2 separate regions of the Homo sapiens genome follow, and region 2 is linked to region 1. The links are chromatin loops, found by intact Hi-C in ENCODE. Cell type or tissue: PC-3. All regions are shown on one strand. Each heading gives the region's core, and the rest is flanking DNA. Links, peaks and the distances in the headings are about the cores only. Region 1 overlaps LOC105374151 (a long non-coding RNA gene). Region 2 has its middle 7.7 kb from the start of TM4SF18-AS1.

Region 1 (9,871 bases), core at 2,398-4,897:
TTGCTATTAAGGACATTACTCTGACAATTGGTAAAATTTAAAATTGGTAAAATTTAAATATGGACTGTGGGTTAGATAACAGCATTTTATAAATGTTTAATTTCCTCATTTTCATTATTATAGTATGGTGGTTATGTAGAAAATTATAAAGTGAATATGACAAGATGTTAATTTGTGAATGTAGTAAAGGGTATATGGGAGGTATTCGTACTATTCGTGCAACTTGGTAGTAAGTTTGAAGTTATTTCAACATAAAAAGAATAGTCCAGCCATGTTTATTCATACCTGTAATCCCAAGACTTTGGGAGGCCGAGGCAGGAGGATCTCTTCAGCCCAGGAGTTCGAGAATAGCCTGGGCAACACAGTGAGACATCAGGTCTACAAAAATATCAAAAAATTAGTCAGGCATTGTGGCATACACCTGTAGTCCCAGCTACTCAGGAGGCTTAGGTGGGAGGATTGCTTAAGCCCAGGAAGTCAGGGCTGCAGTGAGTTGTGATTGCACCACTTAAGCCTGGGTGACAGAGTGAAAAAATAAAAAATAAAAAAAATTTATATTGTTAGATTTTATTTTTAGAATAGTATTGGAAATCATTCAAATAGCTCTTTTGCCTCTGTGGGAACTTTAGGGACTTGGGGAGCACTAACATATAAGATACTCACCTACCAGTGTCACATAGGTATAAAGAGCATGAATGATACATAACCTTTTATCACATTATATAGGTTTTGTGTGTTGTCAGGAATTTGATGTCAAGGCTTCCCTTTATGACTAATTCTTATGTGTCATTCACCTAGAAGCAATAATCCTTGGATTGGTGTGCAGTAAATTTGGTGTGACAACAATGTTGTCATTGGTAGACCCTGATGAGACACAGTCCAGCTCTCTTTCTGGCCTGAGGCCCTTGTTCCTCCTCCTGCTGACAGCGTGCTATGAGTGTTAGCCATCCACAGCCCAGACTCTCTCAGGGACTGCCCTCTGCCTAAGGAAGCTGCGTCACCCAAGCCATGGCCCCTCCCTGAGGAGAAGCCATCTCTAACCACTGAGGAGGCGGACTATACCTGGCTTCCTTGCCTCAAGTGACAAACTCGGTAGGGCCATCCTAGCTCCACAGCTGTCTGTGGGGTTGGCCGAGGCCTCCGTTGAACTGCATCAGAGTTCATCTGCTGCCCAGCCCTGCTTCTCTCACTCCTCTCCCCTCATAGGGATGATCCTGAGGGCACTCCCTGAGAGACAACCTGCAAGCTCATCTCCACCCACAATCTGTTTCCCAGGGAAGCCCGTAGTCAGCACATGCCTTCTCCAAACCCATCAACTCACCTCCCGAACCCCAGGCTGCCCGACGACATTGCTGCTGCTTCCTATGGAATGCAGACAGGAACATTTCTGATCCATAAGGAACATGAATTTTTAAATTCCGATTAAAAAAAATCCCAACACATGTATAGGGCCTAAAAGAAATGAGTTAGTTCAACTCCCTACTGCCAAATTTGGCAAAAAAAAAAAAAAAAAAAAACCAACAAAACAAAAGGGTATTTCTCAGACCCTCTTGTGATACAATGTCCCTTTTCAGGACAAATTGATGTTTAATGATTTTGTTTACTTAAAAAAAATTTAACATATACAAAATTAGAATAATATAAAGCCCCATCGATTTCCCTCACCTGGCTCCAACAATTATCCGTGACCAATCTATCTGCTTTGATACCTCAACTATTCCCACATTATTTGAAGCATATTCCAGATATAGTATTATTTCATCTGTTTTTTAGTATCTTTAGAAGAGAATGAACACTTTGAAAAAACATAATCCTCATAGCATTATGTAAAATATTACAAATTAGTAAAACAAGTTCTTTAATATCATCAAATATCCTTTCAGTGTTGAAATTTCCAGTTGTTTCGTAAATATTATAAAAGTTGCTTTGTTTATACAGTTTGTATATCTGAATCAAAATCCAAATAAGGTCTGCGTATCATGATTGGTTGATAGTCTCTGAAGTTTCCCCTCCACCTACCTCTTTTTCTCTCCCTTTCAGTTGCTTTGTTGAAGAAAGCTGTAGAGTTTCCCGCAGTCCACAGACTGGAAACCTCTTCTATTGCTTAACACGCCAATTGGCCGTTGGACCTGGACACTTCATCAGATTCAAAGTTTTTTGGTTCTTTTTTTTTTTTCCTGTATTTGGCAAAACCACTTTTTATGTGGGATTGCGCTTTTTCATTAGGATGCACCTAAGGCCAAGTTGTTTTCCTTTTGGTAAAGCTCACAGCTGTGGGTGGCCAATGCCTGGGTATAATCATTCATTAGGAATTATGAATTTTCTCATTCTGTTTTAATTTATTAGCTGGATTACTTTTTATGAAAGGAAACTTCTCCTTGTCTATTATTTGATGACCTGGAGACTCAGTTTGCATTAAAAAGTTAGAATAGGGCCGGGTGCCCTGTAATCCCAGCACTTTGGGAGGCCAAGGTGGGCAGATCACCTGAGGTCGGGAGTTTGAGACCAGCCTGACCAACATGGAGAAACCTTGTGTCTACTAAAAATACAAAATTAGCCGGGAGTGGTGGTGCATGCCTGTAATCCCAGCTACTTGGGAGGCTGAGGCAGGAGAATTGCTTTAACCCGGGAGGAGGAGGTTGCAGTGAGCCGAGATCGCACCATTGCACTCCAGCCTAGGCAACAAGAGCAAAACTCTGTCTCAAAAAAAAAAAAAAAAGTTACAATAAATGCTAGATTCTTTGCCTGGATTTACCAATTTTTAAAATAATTTGTTAGTTCCCCATCATCTACCCAGTATGACCAATTAATTTTCATTTTGTTTAACATTAGTATGAACTTTATGCATTCATAATGTATTTCATCATAGCCATTGCAGTTATTATCTTTATTGATGCTTAAGTTGCTCTGTCTTTGGTCAGTAGAAGCCTCTTCAAGTTAGTTCATGAGTCCTTTTGCCATGGCCCTAGTCATCTTCGTACCTTTCTTGCTATGTGGTATTAATAAGAGGTGCCAGGCTCATCTTGTACATTTCCTGCCCGAGACCTGCACTCAGTCATTTCTCTAAGAAGTCCTGGTTCTTTTTGAATAGTATTTCAAAACCATCATATAGGCTCAAGGAGGAGTGCCCCGTAATTTTTTTAACTTTTATTTGAAATTTTATCATGTATATTTATTATTTTATTTATTCCACACAAATTATACATAAGTACACAGGTGAAAAAAAAGTCAAAGTAAAAAATTTTCCCACGCCTTTCCCATGCTACTTCCTCTGCCAGAGATAACTATAGTTAGCAATTTGTTGTGAATTCTTCTAGAGTTTTTCTTAGATAGTATTGTTACCTAAATAAGACTAAGGCACTTAAGATTCCAGATTATATTTTAATCTATTTGGAATATTCAAAGAAACAGAAGTCTGAGAGAAAAATATAATGGACTGCAATTTAAATCTTCTTTGGGATCAACAGCCAGAGCCTCCGCATTGCCAACTCCAGGGGGTGCTGTGTACATTCAGGTCTCTGTGACTGATGTCCCCTGGCGTTTGCAACACAGCAAACCTGCTAACAAACCAATAGTACAATGAGCAAGGGGTATGAACACACAGAAAAGAAGATGGTTCATAAATATATGAAAAGATGTTCAAATTTGCTTTTGACAAGAGAGTGCAAAATAAAACCACCAAAATATTATTTTTCATCTCTCGGATTGGCAAGGATTAAAATGCTTGTTAACATACCCTTATTCAGTGTTGGTAGAACGACTGCATTTTCAGCAGTTTGGCAATATGTATTCAATTATAAATTTATTTGCAGTTGCTAATTTAAAACACTTCTAAAAATATACCCTACACATACACTTGAGTGTTTGGGAAATGATGTATGTATAAGGCAGGGTTTCTTAACTCTAAGTAAAATTTGTCATTTCCTTTAATTATGAAAGCAAGCAGGAAACCATGATAGTATCAGCCTATGCCTTTGTTACCAATAAAATCACAGATATTTTACATCACATTACAATTGTTGCAGATATTTTGAAACAGCATTTATGCTCACTCATATTTTGAAATTACAAGAATTTGATCCACTGCTAGATCTTATTAAGTTTTAATAAATAAGTACATATATTTCTAAATAAATGTTTATATAAAGAATATTTTGATACCTATATATCAGCATAATTGGTTTCCTTTTAATCCTGAGAATTTTGCATGCACTTGAAAATATTTTATTAAGAAGAAATTAATAGGCTTCACCAGACTGCCAAAGGGGTTCATGACACAAAATAAATTAAAAATTTACAGCATCGTGTATATAATAGCAAATGATCAAAGCAACCAAAAGTGGAAACTGACCAAAAACCATTTGTACCTTGCTATAGTGAATACTCTGCAGCTGAAAAAAAAAAGGAATGAAGAATCTGCCTAATAAAATGAAACAATATCCAAGATATTTTACAGAGAGTAAAGCAGGATACAAAATAATTTATGTAGCAAGCTGCTACTTGTTTAAAAAAAATGAAAGAGAGAGTGAATATATACAAATGTCTGTTTGCTTGTATGTGCATAAAATAGCTCTGGAGGACACACAGTAAACTGATAATATTGGTGGCTTCTGGGGATGAGAACTGGGTGGTTTGGGGCTGGAGTGTTATGGAGACTTTTTCCTGATAAAACCTACAGGACCTTTAAAAATTTTGAACCTTGCAAAAGTATAATCTATTCAAAAATTAAATTTAAAAAAGGGAACACTTAAGAACTCCTTACTGGAGTCTGTACAGGAGATTCATACATAGCCCCAAGGCAACACCTGGTCGAGTCCTGTCTCTCCTCCTCTGTGGAGCCTCAGCCTGCTCTGCAGCAAGCCTTGTAGCTTCTATGCCCTCAATCTCCTATTCTGAACCCCCAATCATAACTTTCTCTCTAAGGCTTCTTTGGCTCTTGCCTTTTCCAACACCTTTAGCATTTTCTCATTAGCCTAGTCTAATGCAGAACAAGCGCACTCCAGCCCTGTCTCTCTATTTTTGCTGCACACAAATTGTTACAAGTCAACTAGGCATTGGTGGAACTGTTCTTAATGGGCAATGAAGTATGTGAATATTCACAAGTTTTTTGTTTCAAATATTTTTTATGTTTTCATAATATAATTATTTTAAAATAAAATCCTATTCATAGAATGAGGGTAAATTTTTAGTTTGTTGGTCACAAGTGGGGCCTAATCACTACTAGTTGTAAGAGGTCATAAATATTATGGGATTAGATCACTGAAATATTTCATCTTCCCAAAACTCCTCTGATAAATTTTCCACTCTTTCAAAAATGAAGCCAAGTTTCAGCACAGTACAGTGATGACCACCCTTGTCCAATACATCTTTGGCAATATAGGGTAAATTTATACTATAAAAGTAAAATATTTTGAAGAAAACGTTAATGCCAAGCCCTGAGTGATGATACTAGCATGAGTAATGATTGCCAAAATTATGCAAGTTTCAAAACAAATTTAAGCAGGGTTTATAAATATTTGTTTAGAGCCTTATAACAAATGCTGACTCTTCTTGAGATTTGTGTCAGCAGAAGGAAGCCTGCTATATTTTTGGAAAATATTTTGTTTAAAAGGTTCTTTGTATGATCAACAAAACTATAGCAAGGTCTTTCCAAAAGAATCTGCATGAACAAATAATTTAAAATTAAAATATAACCTTATTATTTTTACGGCGGACTCTGGGAAAATATCTGAGTTCTCAACAGAAACTGCCAGTTTGTTGTTGAGTGAGAGATGTGTTTTCTTTGGAGTCATGAACAGGATGAAGAAAACTGGGACAACTGCCAAGACTGGGCTTTGGGTATCTCCATGCTGCAGAACAGAACAGGGCAGCCAGTGGATGTGGTGGGGGTGGGATTTAGAGAGGAGAGGGATAAAATTTCCTGTGGCTTCTGAAGAGCTGAATAACAAGGTCAGTTATTAAGAAAGGAATAACTGGTATTTCCAGCTTCTTTTCTCATCCATGACACCTAGTACAAAAGTTTTCCCAGATTGCGTTCACAAAGGAGGGGCATGGAGGTTAAGTCTTCGGAGTTGAAGACACAGAAGCTACCCAATTTAAGGAAACATTTGATTTTCCTCAGGCTAGGAGTGGGGAGTGTGCACAGGAATCAGGCAGGTTTCTGGAAGGGCCTTGGCTTCTTCATACACGTGTGCTAGCCAGGAATTATTTTGGGATGTGCTTTAGAAGCTCAACACTTAACGCCAAGCTCACAGGAGACATTGAGATCCTGAAGGTCTCTGTGAACCTGTGTGTGGTCAAGGAGTGGACCACCCTGAGGTGCATCTCTGGTCTGGCTGGAACATATGGCCTGTCCAATGCTTTCAAACACTGGTGAGCCACCGAAGACTCTGACAAGGAACCTGCAAGCTTCTGTCACTCCAAACACTAGGAGATTTTTGGATGAACACCAAAGCCGCCAAATATTACTGAGATTGAATTTTCTACCGTCACATGAGTGAAAGTACAGAACTAATTTTTCTGTCACATTTACACACCAGAAAGTGGCACAGTGACATTCGTACCTGCTATATTGGAAGTATTTCTATGCAGTCAAGTTTAAAGTTCACCTTCCCTGGGCTACTACTGCTCCCATGCAAACACACATGCACGCACACACTTCTGTCAACATCTTAGAAGTAAGATCGGCTGGGGCTGGCTAACCTCCCTACCCTTCTTTACATACCCTTCAGTCTTCATGTTGCCTGTCTCATTTGTCTCCTTTTACTTGTTGGCCTCGTTCATTTTTCATTCAATTAATTCTGCAGAAAATCTAAAGAACCTAATATTTGCCTGTAACTCAAGGGCATAATTTCGGTCTCAAAATGGTCACGGTCTAGAGTTTGATGTTGAGTCGAGGGTAGAAGGGTATGGTGGGAGGACATGAGAGCAGTGCCTGCCCATGGAAGGAGGACAGGGGATTTTAGCAGTACAGAGGAGTAGGTAACCCAATCTGGAACAAGAGTAGGGGTCAGGTGAAAATTTTACAAGAAACTGATGACTTAGTATTAGCAGATCTTAAGTTGCAGAGAGTAAATAGGGACAAGAAGAGCATTCTAGGGAGATAGATTAGTCAGGAAAATTCATGGGGACATGAAAAATATGGTCTGCTTCCTGAACCTCAGAGTTTAGCATTGTAAAAATATAAGCTCCAGGGGGAGCAACCAAACACTCTTTCTCCCCATTCTTGTGCGGTTTCTAAACATGCTCTGCAAACTGCCCTTAATAGTCATCTAACTTATTTTTCCACCTCTCAAGAGTCTGCCCAGTGTGGATCCATGTAAGAAGCAGCAGCAAACCAAGCAAAATGATTTCTAGCAGCAAAATGAAAGACTCAACTAGACTGTTGGGAGAGTTTTATCAGACAATTCCTGAGCTTCTCCTGCTATATAGGATTAATCAATATATATTAATCAAATGCCTGGACCCTTTCATTTCTGTACCTAGATTAAGATTTGTAATATAATCGTTTTTTGAGAACAAGCATATATTAACAGATGTTACTGCAAGAAATATATTATCTCATGTGAACAGATTGAATGTATAATGTAGTGCTTGTCAGTTGAAAATAAAATTATGAAATTATTTCATGCATAATTTGATTACCTAGGCTGACAGGACACAGAGAGTTAGGTCAGGGCATGGATTTTCACATAAACACAAATGTTGTTTTCAGACTCAATGCAGAAGGTCTTCTTCAAGGTAAGATCTTATCGTTGGCTAATTCCTCCACATAGATATTCCTTCCCTTTCCACTTTATTCTGTCTTAAACTGTCATTCCTTTCAGGAAATGTCCCATGAACCAAACTCATTTTGTTTTCAGCACAACGCTAATTTTGCCAAGAATAAAAAGGGACATCATTTCTATGAATGTTTATTGCACATGTGCTATCTGTCAAGAATTCATTCAATCAAGTAAATAAATGGAAGAGATGATGAAATTAAGGAATTGTTGCCCTAACATCTCTCTTCCTTAAAAAAAAAAAAGTTTTGAAAATTTTGTTCCTAGGGAATAATTTAAGATTTTCAGTGAATGTCTTTTTAGAGCAAGTTTTTAAAACTTTTATTTGCACTGTGGACCCATGTGGTAGCAGAGTGACACCTGTACCCCTCTCAGAGTAATGTTTTTAAAGGCATAAAATAGAATACATAAGATTCTATTTGAAATAGACAATTGAAATAGAAAAATAATTATATGGAAATACAATTATCAAAATGACTCTTAAAACTTCATTATAAAATAACATATGTGTGTTTCTTAACATATTAAATAATAAGATCCAGCTACCGTATTTTGAAGTTGTGATGAGTGCAAAGGATAGTTTCAAGGTACAGTTGTGCATTGCTTGATGGTGAAGCACCATCCTGAGTACATCAGGGTACATCCTGAGAAATGTGTCATTAGGCAATTTTGTCACTGTGCAAATATCCACAAAGTGTACTTACACAAACCTATGATGATATAGCCTACTACACAACTGGATGTATAGTTTAGACTATTGTTCCTAGGCTGCAGCAAGTTACTGTACTGAATACTGTAAGAAATTGTCACACAACAGAAGGCATTTGTGTATCCAGACATAGAAAATGTACAGTAAACATATATAATCTTATGGGACCACTGTTGCATAAGCAGTCTGTAGTTAACTGGAATTTTTATGCAGTGCATTACTATATTTAAAATTATGTGATAGGAAAATATATTGTATTTATATTGGTGACATACTTATAGGAAGAGCTAATAATTGCCATGGTTTGGAGTCTAAATTCATAACTGAGAGAAATGCTAGAAGTTCAAGAAATCAAAAACAGGAATTTTTTTCTTCATCCAGGCCCATGGACTGCCTGAATTCTATCCCTGGACCCAAAGAACCCTTGTTTTCAGGGGCCCAAGATCAACATATTGACTCAATTTCTGCCATTAATATAGAGATGACCCTAATGCGATCAATTTCTTAACAAGAAGGCAAGGAGCTTCTTAATCCTTGATTATAAGATATGAGAAGGAAGAGGAGGTTTACTATTGTGTTGTCCCTCTAAGATGCTTCACTGCAAACTCATTCTGCACTCTCTCCTACCATAATCCATTCTAACTATTTCAGAATTTACTTTTTAAAAAGTTTTAACCCAGAGGCAGCCCAGAAGAATGAAACAACCATGAGCTTGACAGAGGCCTCTTAAGCCCCAGCTTCATCTCCTGCGTGACCTTGGTATGTCCCTTAACCTTGATTGTCAGTTTATTCACCATAAAACAGGTGCAATTATGCCTACGTAGCAGTGTCATAGTGATGTTTAAACATGATGACAATTATGAAAATGATTTGTAAGCTACGAAGAGCTGTGCAGTCTTTTCTATGTCTTTTTCTCACTATAGTACAGGACTATGGGATAAGAGAAAGGCAAAGCTAATGACAGTACATTAAGGAACAAGAGCCCAGGTTTGATTGGTACAGAGCATGAGAAAAGCAGAGAATATTCCCTACACACTGGAGGATCTCAGAGCTTTTTTCCCTGCTACTTCATGGCTGTATAAAAGCATTCTGCCCCACCAGCCCTCACAAGAACAACAAAAGTCCACGTTTGCTTTAGCCACCCAAGTGTTCATCCTTCCATCCACCCACAGTCATGAGAGGATCTTAGAAATGGCTTTGCAGGTGCCAACCAATTGGAATTACATGGGCAAATGATCCAAATAGACATATTAATATCTCCAAAGACAGACAAATGACCACAAATATATATATGAAAAAATTCTCAACATCATTAATCATCAGAGAGATGCAAATCAAAACCACAATGAAATATCACCTCACCCCTGTTAGAACGGCTATT
Region 2 (9,871 bases), core at 4,524-7,023, 120 kb before region 1:
TAACCCACAGATGGAAACAAATGACTCAAAATGGATAAGATCCCTCTGTGCGCTTAGATTGAACAAAAGAGAAAAGTGCTTAGGACAGTGGGAATAAAATAGTTATAATATTTAAAAAGTATATAAAAATATAATATTCTATAAAATTATTATCAGTCCCAAATATTTTATAACAGCCTTATATTTAAAACCATAGGGCATAAATCAACATAACTGTAAGTGAGAAAGTCTTTTTCTTTTTCTTTCTTTTTTTTGTAGAGACACAGTTTCACTATGTTGCCCAGGCTGGTCTCAAACTCCTGGCCTTAAGTGATCCTCCCAACCTGGCCTCCCAAAGTGCTGGGATTACAGGCATGAGCCACTGTACCCAACCAAGGAAGGCTTGATGGCAGTTCACATACTTGCCTTTGAGAATGCAAAGCATTAAGTTATCTTACTGTTTAAAAAGAAAAGGGAGAAAGTTTGGAAATGTTCAGACTAGATAGCTAATGTTTAAGTTAAATATAATAAACACATATTCTTTATCTTGCCATTATGCAGTTGAGTTCCTTGCAATTTTGAGAAGGGCAAAAAGCTCTTCCAAAGTTGGTTTAAAAAGTTATCTCCCGGCTGGGCACGGTGGCTCACACCTTTAATCCCAGCAGTTTGGGAGACCGAGACGGGCGGATCACAAGGTCAGGAGTTCAAGACCAGCCTGGCTAATATGGTGAAACCCAGCCTCTACTAAAAATACAAAAAAAAAAAAAAGTTATCTCCCAAGGAATGTAATTTGTAATCATGAGACTATGTGTGTTTGGCATAGGAAACTGCAATTATTAAAATATTTATTGTGGAGAGATGTTTGTTCACCTAAAATTTAAACTTTGATTGTCATAGGAAGTTAAATTTGCTCATTAACTTCATAATTAATCTAGTGCTGTTGCTTTGTTGATCTTGTTTTAATGAACCAAATCAGAATTTTCAAAACTCTATATTCCCTTGCAAGTTAGAAACATATCAGCAAAACTTCCTCCTTGCAAGAATTATTAATAAACTGATGATTCTAACTGATTCACCTTAAAACATAAACACAAAAAGGTGGCAGTAATTTTGAAGGAAGATGGCCGAAGTGAAGTTTATTGGGTTTGACTACCATCTAGTGACCAACCTGAATTATTGGTTGAACTGAGGGTTGGATTTGAGATCGCCATCTAGTGCTCAGAGTCCAAGATGGCAAGTTTCCATTCTTGACTGGAAAACCAAGGTTAAGGCAGGAAAATGGAGTGCCTTGGATAGTAAAATTCCTCTAGGAGAGCAGAGGACAGCCTACCCATTCTGGTTTACTCTTTTACTGCAATGAGATTTTTTTTTAAAGTTACCTCTTTTACAAGTCAGTATTGGTCCAATAAGTCCCGAAGCTACATCTCTTGCAGTGTCTATATGGGAATGGTAAATTCTTGTCACACAATTACTGTCATTGGGGCCAGGTCCCTGATGTTCTTCTACATACCACTTGTAGGTATATTGTTTCCCTGGCTCCAGATATTCATCTTCCTTTTGCAGGCCTGTCGTATTATCAGGATAGATAGCACCTAGAAAACATATTCTGCACTGTGGTTACAGTAAATATTGGATAACACTATTTTGAATGTGACTCGGGCTTCCTCCATTATGCTACTTTGTATTTCTCAAAAAGTGTGCATTTCTCCCCACCATTTCCCAGATTCCTACCTCCCTAAATCCCCTTTAGTTGGCTTCTACCTGAATGCTCAGCTTGGCTGCAGTTTTTAGACTAAATTGGAATGAGGCAGGCAGTATATAATAGGCTATCATCACTCTTACTGATGGATTCAACAAATATTTATTTTGCACCTACCATGTGCCTAGATCTCAGATGCAGAGGTAACCTCTGGACTCCCGAGTTGCCCTCCATATTTTCTTCATTGCCAGTCAGACTTGGGACCCAGGGCATCCAAGGGTGTCCCTGTTACTTCCAAGTAGCCCACTGCAGTCCGAAGGTGGCCCATGCCGTTACTCTGAACTATTACCTCAGTTCTGACTTTGGACCGTTGCTCTCCTTTCTTTCTTCTTCTCTGGCTAAAGTGTTGCCTCAGATCCTTACCCCTCGTGGCTGGATCCTGCTAACTATGAATAAAATTCCTTTATTCAATAAAAGACTTTGAAACATGAGCAGCCTCTGATTCTCTATTCTTCTTTTGGGACCCTCCTGTTCCACACTGAACATGAAGAAATTATGACTGACTGTTTTGTACTTTCTTCCTGCCCAGCGGCCCAGCTGGAACTGGCTCCAGTCATGGTCCAGTTTCCTGAGTCTGTTTCAGTCCAGAGGATTAATTCAAGGCCTGTTTTCTAGTTCTTCTTCATGCTTCCCTGACGGAATCATCAAACCTCAGTTCAAGTTTTGAGAGTTGATTAAAAAGTAAAAAAATAAAGCAAACTCTTGTTAACATTTTTCACATTATATGTCTATAATATAGACTATTTTTCTTTTTTTTTATAGACTATATTTAAAGGGCAATAATCATTGCAAGATGGTCATGTAACATGGCAAAATAATGATGACAGATGAAAGGAATGGCATATGGGATTTCCGCTGCCCTGTATTATCATAGAGCCTCTGTTGGAAGGAGCACGTATGCTATAGGTGGTACTCTTATCAAGTTGGCCTAAAATTCCAGTTTTCTAAAGATTTATGCCAGGCCTTTTAAAAACCATATTTCAAACACTGGGAAAAAATATCTGTGTTCTACTAAAGACAATTCCAAACTCTGTTTTCCTAGCTTTCCTTGTTGTCTCCCAAAAACTCACAAAATCCTATTTGTTGGCTTTCTCTTCCCTTCCTTTTTTTTTTTTTCCAAAATCATGATGTATCTGTGACTGTAGCTGTGTAGGAGAGAAGAGTCTGCCTGGAAAGTAGTGATTTCTCTTGATACTGATATCTTCCCAGAGGGTGATCCTCATCTACTAGGAAATGGAAATGAGGTGGGGGCAGAACAGGATTTCTGCCAACCTAACATTTAGCTCATGAGTGTTTCCTACAAAACGAAACAAAAAAACACCTTTTTTTTCTTTTCTGGTGAGTAAGGGAAAAGTGTTTTATTTCCTAGGAATTGCATAAGGGCTGTCACTCAATTAAGATGAGAAACTAAAAAAGGACTGTCTTGGGTATAAACTTTAAATACATCAGAAGTAGAGTCTGCATCCACTCTAAACTCCACGTAGCTCAGAATGCTGACCAGTCCATGATTACCTGGCTTTTTCTAATGCAATGTGCTCATACTCTCCATAAGCAAAACTCAGGAAAGAGGATCTGCTTACCTTCATTTTCTTTGGAGTAGGTGAGCCCATGAGGATGATAACTATAAGCTCTTGAAGCATTATTTTTTACATGTACATAAATGAAGTCTCCAGTCTCTGCTTTAATCATTGGACCTAAAAATCCCAACCAGGATGGTTTTTCAATGATCCTTTGAAATGTATTATCAGTATCAATATTGAAAATACAAAGCCTTTTTAAAAACAAAGCTCTTCCTCGCTTGACCTCCTTGTAGAAATTCTCTATAAACAAACAAAAAAGACAGAACTTTAACAAATGTTGACTGGAAAGAAACAAAGTGTTAAATAAGCTAAATGAAAAGTCAGAAGCTCAACAGCCTAATTTTGGCAGATAAAACCCAGAGGCTGGAGAAAATGTGATGGGAGTCAAAAACAGGTATAATTGGTGAGAAGAGTGTTGAAATACTGAATGAAGAAATCAAATACAAATGTAGTAAGTAAAACATGTGGCATTTTGGTTTAAAAGACATGCCAAATTCTTTAAACTGAACTGTGTCTATGTTTCTAACCCCACTTTAAGGTTACTTTAGCATTCAAGTAGTCGATCAGTTCCCATGATTTAGGACTGTTTACACATTTAAATGGATTTGTGGATTTGTTGGTAGCATTAAGGTGTTTTGCTCTTAAACCGTGGTAAATCAGAACCCCACTCATGTCCTCTATATTTCCCTCTCTCAATTATCTGAAGAGAAAAATCGAGAAAACAGCTACACACATATCAAAAGGAAAGTGTTGTTTTATACCTTATCACGTGAACAAAATTAATGATAAACAGAATTAGCTGTGATCTGCAAAATAACGTGTCAGGAAGACAAGAGTGGCGATCATTCCAGGAAAGAGCAATTTTGGATTTGTATTACTACCTCTTTTCCATACCATGTTGGAACTAAACAAACGAAGTGGTTCTAATGGCATATGTGTCCTGCAAGTGTCAATCATGAGAAAGTTTTCATCAGCATTTCATCAATGATCAACAATTACCAACTTTTGCTTCAGATAATAACTTGTTAAATGCAAAGGATTACTTACAGGTCTTCAGAAAAAGGCTTTTCATTGAGCATATTTTTACCAGAAGGAGCATAGTTCCAAATGCTTTCTTCAATGCCTATGTAGCAGTGCCTATCTATTGCCCAACCTGGAGAACTAATAAAAAACAGAAAGGTCAATGGTAAAAGTGCCTTCATTTTCAAATTCTGAGCCTGGAGAAGTTAACTGAGTAGGGCTTGCCTACCTTTTATAATCCAGGCTTTCTTCTTTCATTTGTGTCTACTGACATACATTATCTGTCTTCATTAACATATATGTCATTTCCATTCCAAGTGGTTTTGGATTTCATTGTCAGGTGAGGTGAAATGTTGCACAACACACTGGATCGTTAGGTTGCCCATCATCCACTGTCCCTTGATAATGATTATCTATTCCTAAAATATAGGAATATTCTTCTGTCTAGTCTCCAGCCTCCACTTTCTTACTATTTAGTCCATTCTACGTACCATTCCCGGAAAATTCTTGAAATGCTACCTTTATCAAGTTTTTCTACTAGATGATAATTTAAAATTTCTTGTCATTTAAGACTTTCATTAAGTTATTCTCAAATTTCTTAGCATTTAAGACTATCCATGTAATCTAGGCCCCAATCTGGTATCTCTGATATTCCAGATTTGTCCCCAAAATTCACTTATAGGATCCCTTCCCTTTGGGGAGTTTTCTTACTAGGAACACAGTGTGAGGTGGGAGAGAATGCAGAAAACCTGGAATCAGACAGCCTGTGTTTGACTCTTAGCACTGTCAGTTATCAGCAATGTGTAATTATGTAACTTCATTTCTTCATTTATAAAATGATAATATTACCTACCAGTTAGGAAGTTGTGTAAATTCAATGACAGCCATCTTACAGAGGAGCTTGCGGACACACAAGGAAGCTGATGCATAGTCAACATTTAACAAGTGTTATTTACAGTACTTCCTGTTCCTTCGTTGTTATAATGTGCTTTCTGAATTTATCTCATCTTATTTGTGCCCATTTCCCAGTCTGATTTTGCCTCCCTCAGCCTCTCTTTTTCTCGGCTAATCCAAATTTTTCCCATTCTTCAAGGCTCAACTGAAACTTCACCTTCTCAGTGAAGACTTCCCTGACCATTTCAGCTTAGAAACATGCCCCTCTCTGAATTTACCAGCTGTGACACAGACTGTCAACAAACCACATCCTGCTTCAGACTGTTGCTTAAATTTCCATGTGGTATTTACTTTACTCCAGTAGGTTATAACTCCTACAGATTAGGATAGGAAGATTAGATAGGAAGCATTTATTCTTTCTGTTTCCTGGAGATACCAAGAAATGTTAGATTTAAATGTCAAATTTATTGAACAAATAGAGTGCCTTGGCTGAGAATACAATAAGTAAGGAAAGGAGAAGGAATGTTTATAAGCCATTGATCTGATCTGGGTATCATCATGTATTGTAATATCTATTACTATTAGGTATTGTTTGAGATTTTAGAATTGGAAAGCCACAGTGTGTTTCAAAAGTTAGACTCTAATTTAGGTTTAGAAACCCATGGTTAGAAATATTAAGACAACACAATCATATGATATATGAGTAAGACCTAGTATTTGATAACACAACAGGGTGACTATAGTCAATAATAACAAATATACATAAAATAACAAAGAATGTAATTGGATTGTTTGAAACTCAATGGATAAATGCTTGGAGGGGATGGATATCCCATTCTTCATGATATGCTTATTTCACATTGCGTGCCTGTATCAAAACATCTCATGTACCCCATAAATATAGACACCTACTATATACCCACCAAAATTTTTAAAAAATTAAAAGAACATGGTGTGTATAATTTTGTAGCTTGCTTTTATTCCTCAACTATATATCTTAGATGTCTTTTATGTCAGTACCTAGAAGTCTAGTTCTTTCATTTTAACCTCAGCATAGCTTTTCCTACCTATTTTGGATATTCTATTAATATACAAACATACTATAATTTCTTTTTTCTTTTTTTTCCTTTCTTATTTTTTTTGAGACAGAGTTTCACTCTGTCGCTCAGGCTGGAGTGCAGTGGCCCAATCTCAGCTCACTGCAACCTCTGCCTCCTGGGTTCAAGTGATTCTTGGGCCTCAGACTCTGAGTAGCTGGGATTACAGGTGTGTGCAACCACACCAGGCTAATTTTTGTGTTTTTAGTAGAGATGGGGTTTCACCATGTTGGCTAGGCTGGTCTCAAACTCCTGGCCTCAAGTGATCTGCCTACCTAGGCCTTCCAAAGTGGCAGGATTACTGGCATCAGCCACGACACCCAGCCTATTTTTCAAAACACACAAAATCAAAGTGTATTTTTCCCATGTGTACATATAGATATCAATACCTATTTAAGAAAATGCCACATACTCCAAATGTCAATACTCCAAAAAGTGTTGGAGTTTTGGATGAAGAGATCAAATATAAATGTAGCAAGTAATATATGTGGCATTTTGGTTTAAAAGACATACCAAATTCTTTGGGCTGAACCATCTATATGTTTCTAGCCTCACTTTAAGGTTACTTTAGCTCTTAAGGAGTAGATCACGTTCCATGACTTAGGATTGTTTACACAATCCTTGCCTGAGCCACCGAGTGCTTTGGCAGATTTAAAGTCACCAGCAGATCTTGGAAGGAATTCAGAAAAGCTGGGTCTCCTGGAGGGACCTTGGCAATGGGAGAAACCACCCACAGGAGAACCAAGAGAAGAGATTCACATCCCACACCTTTTGGGAAACAATTGAAAGGGCTGGCAAGAAGACCCCAGTCAAACACAATGTGTCACAAGAGAAAAGGATTATACATGGGCTCTCTGCCTCAAGGAAGAAACTCAACTGGATTCAAATAGTTGGAAGCTATAGGCCCATAAATTTAGCTCTGTATATGGAAGAACTTTAAAGCCTATCCTGTCACTGTGGCCTGGACCAGCAGCTGTAAAAGGACCCACCCACCAGGTGGGAATGGGATTCTTTAAATGAGCTTTCAAAGGTCCCTTCTTCCCAACATTCTATGACTTCTACCTCATTCTCATAGGAACATTAATTTTACCCTGGAATATGGATAGCAAAGGAGCGATTCAGCTGGCATTTTTTTTTCTACACAAGGTACCCCAAAAAGTGCAAAAAAATCTCCTATATTCAATTCAAGCAGATCTACCTCCAGTTCAACTCCACCATTTACTACCTGTGTCATGTGGGACGAGCTGCATAATCATTCTGACCCAGAGTCCTGTTATTTGTAATATAAGGGTAATAATAATTAAAGTTCATGGCTCCTGCGAGGACCTGGCCTCTACTTTGACACAGAGCAGGCACATGGAAAAAGTTAGCTCTCAGCCCACTGAGAGCTACAACGAAAATGGTAGAGCATGGTATTGGTAAATATTTGTTGTTTTGGTTCTTCTCAACAGGTGACTAGGAAAATTGGCTTCTATTTTTTTTTTCTTGTTGAAGGGTGAAGGGTCAAGCACTTTTTCCTAGGTCATGTTACATACTATTGTTTGTCAGGATGAAAATAATTGTTCCAGTCCTTTCTGTTCCTCCCTGAATAGCCCTCAGTAGATCAGCCTTTTGGTACAGCAGTGTTTAAAGTTGGTCACTATCATTTGATTATATTCTTGGTTACAGCTCAAGAACATAACTCACTTTATTTAAGTTTACTTAGCCAAACTTTGTTGAATTTAGCCTGAAGGTGTGAGGCTAAATACCTTGGAGGAAATTTAGATTCCTTCCTGGTTTTTCCATTCCAGAACTGTAAATAAGTTTAAGAAATAAATACAGCAAATAAAAATGTGCATAAGGGACTAGTGATAATAACATCTGTTTGTAAAAAACTCTGCTATATAGAAAATATTTTATAAATGAAAATTATTACCCTATGTAATTTTCCCAACAGTCTCTCCCTTACCCCTGCCCCTTCCTTACATCTGATTTGTAGATAAGAGACCAAAAACTCAAAAGGTCAAGTAACTTGCTGTAGAATGCACATTTCCAAATTGTAGTGCCAGTAGTCAGCTATAGATTACTGGATTCCAAATAAAATTTTCTGTTCTTTTCATACTACCTGTAATAGCAGTGGCTTTAATAGTTTAAGTGTGTAGACTTCTATATTACCTACAAATGCTCAGTTTTTCTCAGAGTATATGGCTCTAATTATATCTTCCAACAAAGCTGATAAATTAGATATAAATGATGTTGGGGCAAGATGGGGAGTTTAAAGACACCATGGAGGATGTCAGTCACTGTTAGATCCATTTCTATTCTTTGTATTACTTCTACCAATAACCACCATTTGTTGAAAGTCAGCTCTTCCTTAGCCCTTTTGTAAATATTAGCTCTAATTGTGCCACCAACTCTGAAAGGGAAGCTTATTAAGTTCTCTTTTATAGATAAGGAAACTGGAACTTGGAGATTTTAAACAACTAACCAAAACAACTAAATGTTATTGCCAGAATTTAAATCCAGGACTTAAAGCCTGGTGGATGCCCTACCATTAAACTCCTTGCCTTATAATCAAGGTTATTCTATGGGAAACTATATACTAGATTAGAAAAATTTGAATAAGTAGAGCAGCTAGCAGCTGGGGCAGAGAGAGTTCCACTTGGGCTGGAGCTCTGAGTCCTTCGCAGTTTAAGGCTATGCAAATTACAAGCTTTCGCAGTATGGGGTAGACTACATAAGACACTGGAGGCCTACAAAGCAAGGCACAGAAGGGAATAGTGGGAAGACACTGAACAGTAAGAAAGAGAAAAGCAGCCCCCCAACATCCAGGAGCTGTCCTGGTACTAGTGGCTAAGCTTTGCCCAACTAGGAGCTGGCCTGGCACTCACAGCTAGGCCCTGGTGTCCTCCTCCTTGGCATAAACAATCTCCCAGAACACCAACATCAGACAGCACCACTCTGTGACCCTAATGGAGCCAGAAGAAAAACAATACCACTCCAGAAAATGTCTGAATATTGTTGATGAAAAGAGTCAAACTCCGTAAAATATTTGAAGACATTTATTCTGAACCAAATATGAGTAACCATGGCCTGTGACACAACCCTTAGGAGGACCTGAGAACATGTGCCCAAGGTGGTTGGGGTGCAGCTTGGTTTTATACCATTTTACGGAGGCATGAGACATCAATCAAATACATTTAAGAAATACATTGGTTTGGTCAGAAAGGCGGGACAATGCCGAGTGGGGGCTTCCAGGCTATAAGTAAATTTAAACATTTTCTGGTTGACAATTGGTTGAATTTGTATAAAGACCTTGGATCAACAGAAAGGCAGGTCTGGGTTAAGATAAAGAATTGTGGAGACCCAAGTTATTTACAGAGGAAGCTTTTAGGTAGTAGGCTTCAGAAACAATAGGTTGTAAAAATGTTTCTTATCAGACTTAAAGTCTGTGTTGGTGTTAATGTTGAGAGGTGTAATGAGGCATGTCCAACCCCCGCTGCCCTTCAAGGCCTGAAACAGTCTCCAGGTAAAATTTTAAAAGAGCCTTGGCTGAGGAGGAA

What was found. Peaks named below come from ENCODE experiments on the same cell type or tissue, not always from the same donor. Only the 100,000 strongest peaks of a DNase experiment are listed, where the experiment ranks them.
Region 2: a loop joins it to region 1, with 4 times the contacts of the local background. A loop is called at or near these places in 2 of 110 quality-filtered maps.

Annotation. Positions count from the first base shown.
Region 1 is chr3:149,390,045-149,399,915 of GRCh38, forward strand. LOC105374151 (a long non-coding RNA gene) reads right to left here. Exons shown (of 3, transcript XR_924574.3): 3 at 3,368-3,557. Among named protein-coding and RNA genes, the nearest start is that of TM4SF1-AS1, 17 kb to the left of the region's middle. In PC-3, for the core only: CTCF peaks have their summits at 3,498 (motif pointing right) and 3,701; a DNase peak (open chromatin) is centred at 3,517; H3K27ac peaks cover 2,390 bases.
Region 2 is chr3:149,272,145-149,282,015 of GRCh38, forward strand. It overlaps the pseudogene CPHL1P. Among named protein-coding and RNA genes, the nearest start is that of TM4SF18-AS1, 7.7 kb to the right of the region's middle. In PC-3, for the core only: no CTCF peak of the experiment used is centred there; a DNase peak (open chromatin) is centred at 5,517; H3K4me3 peaks cover 558 bases; H3K27ac peaks cover 2,306 bases.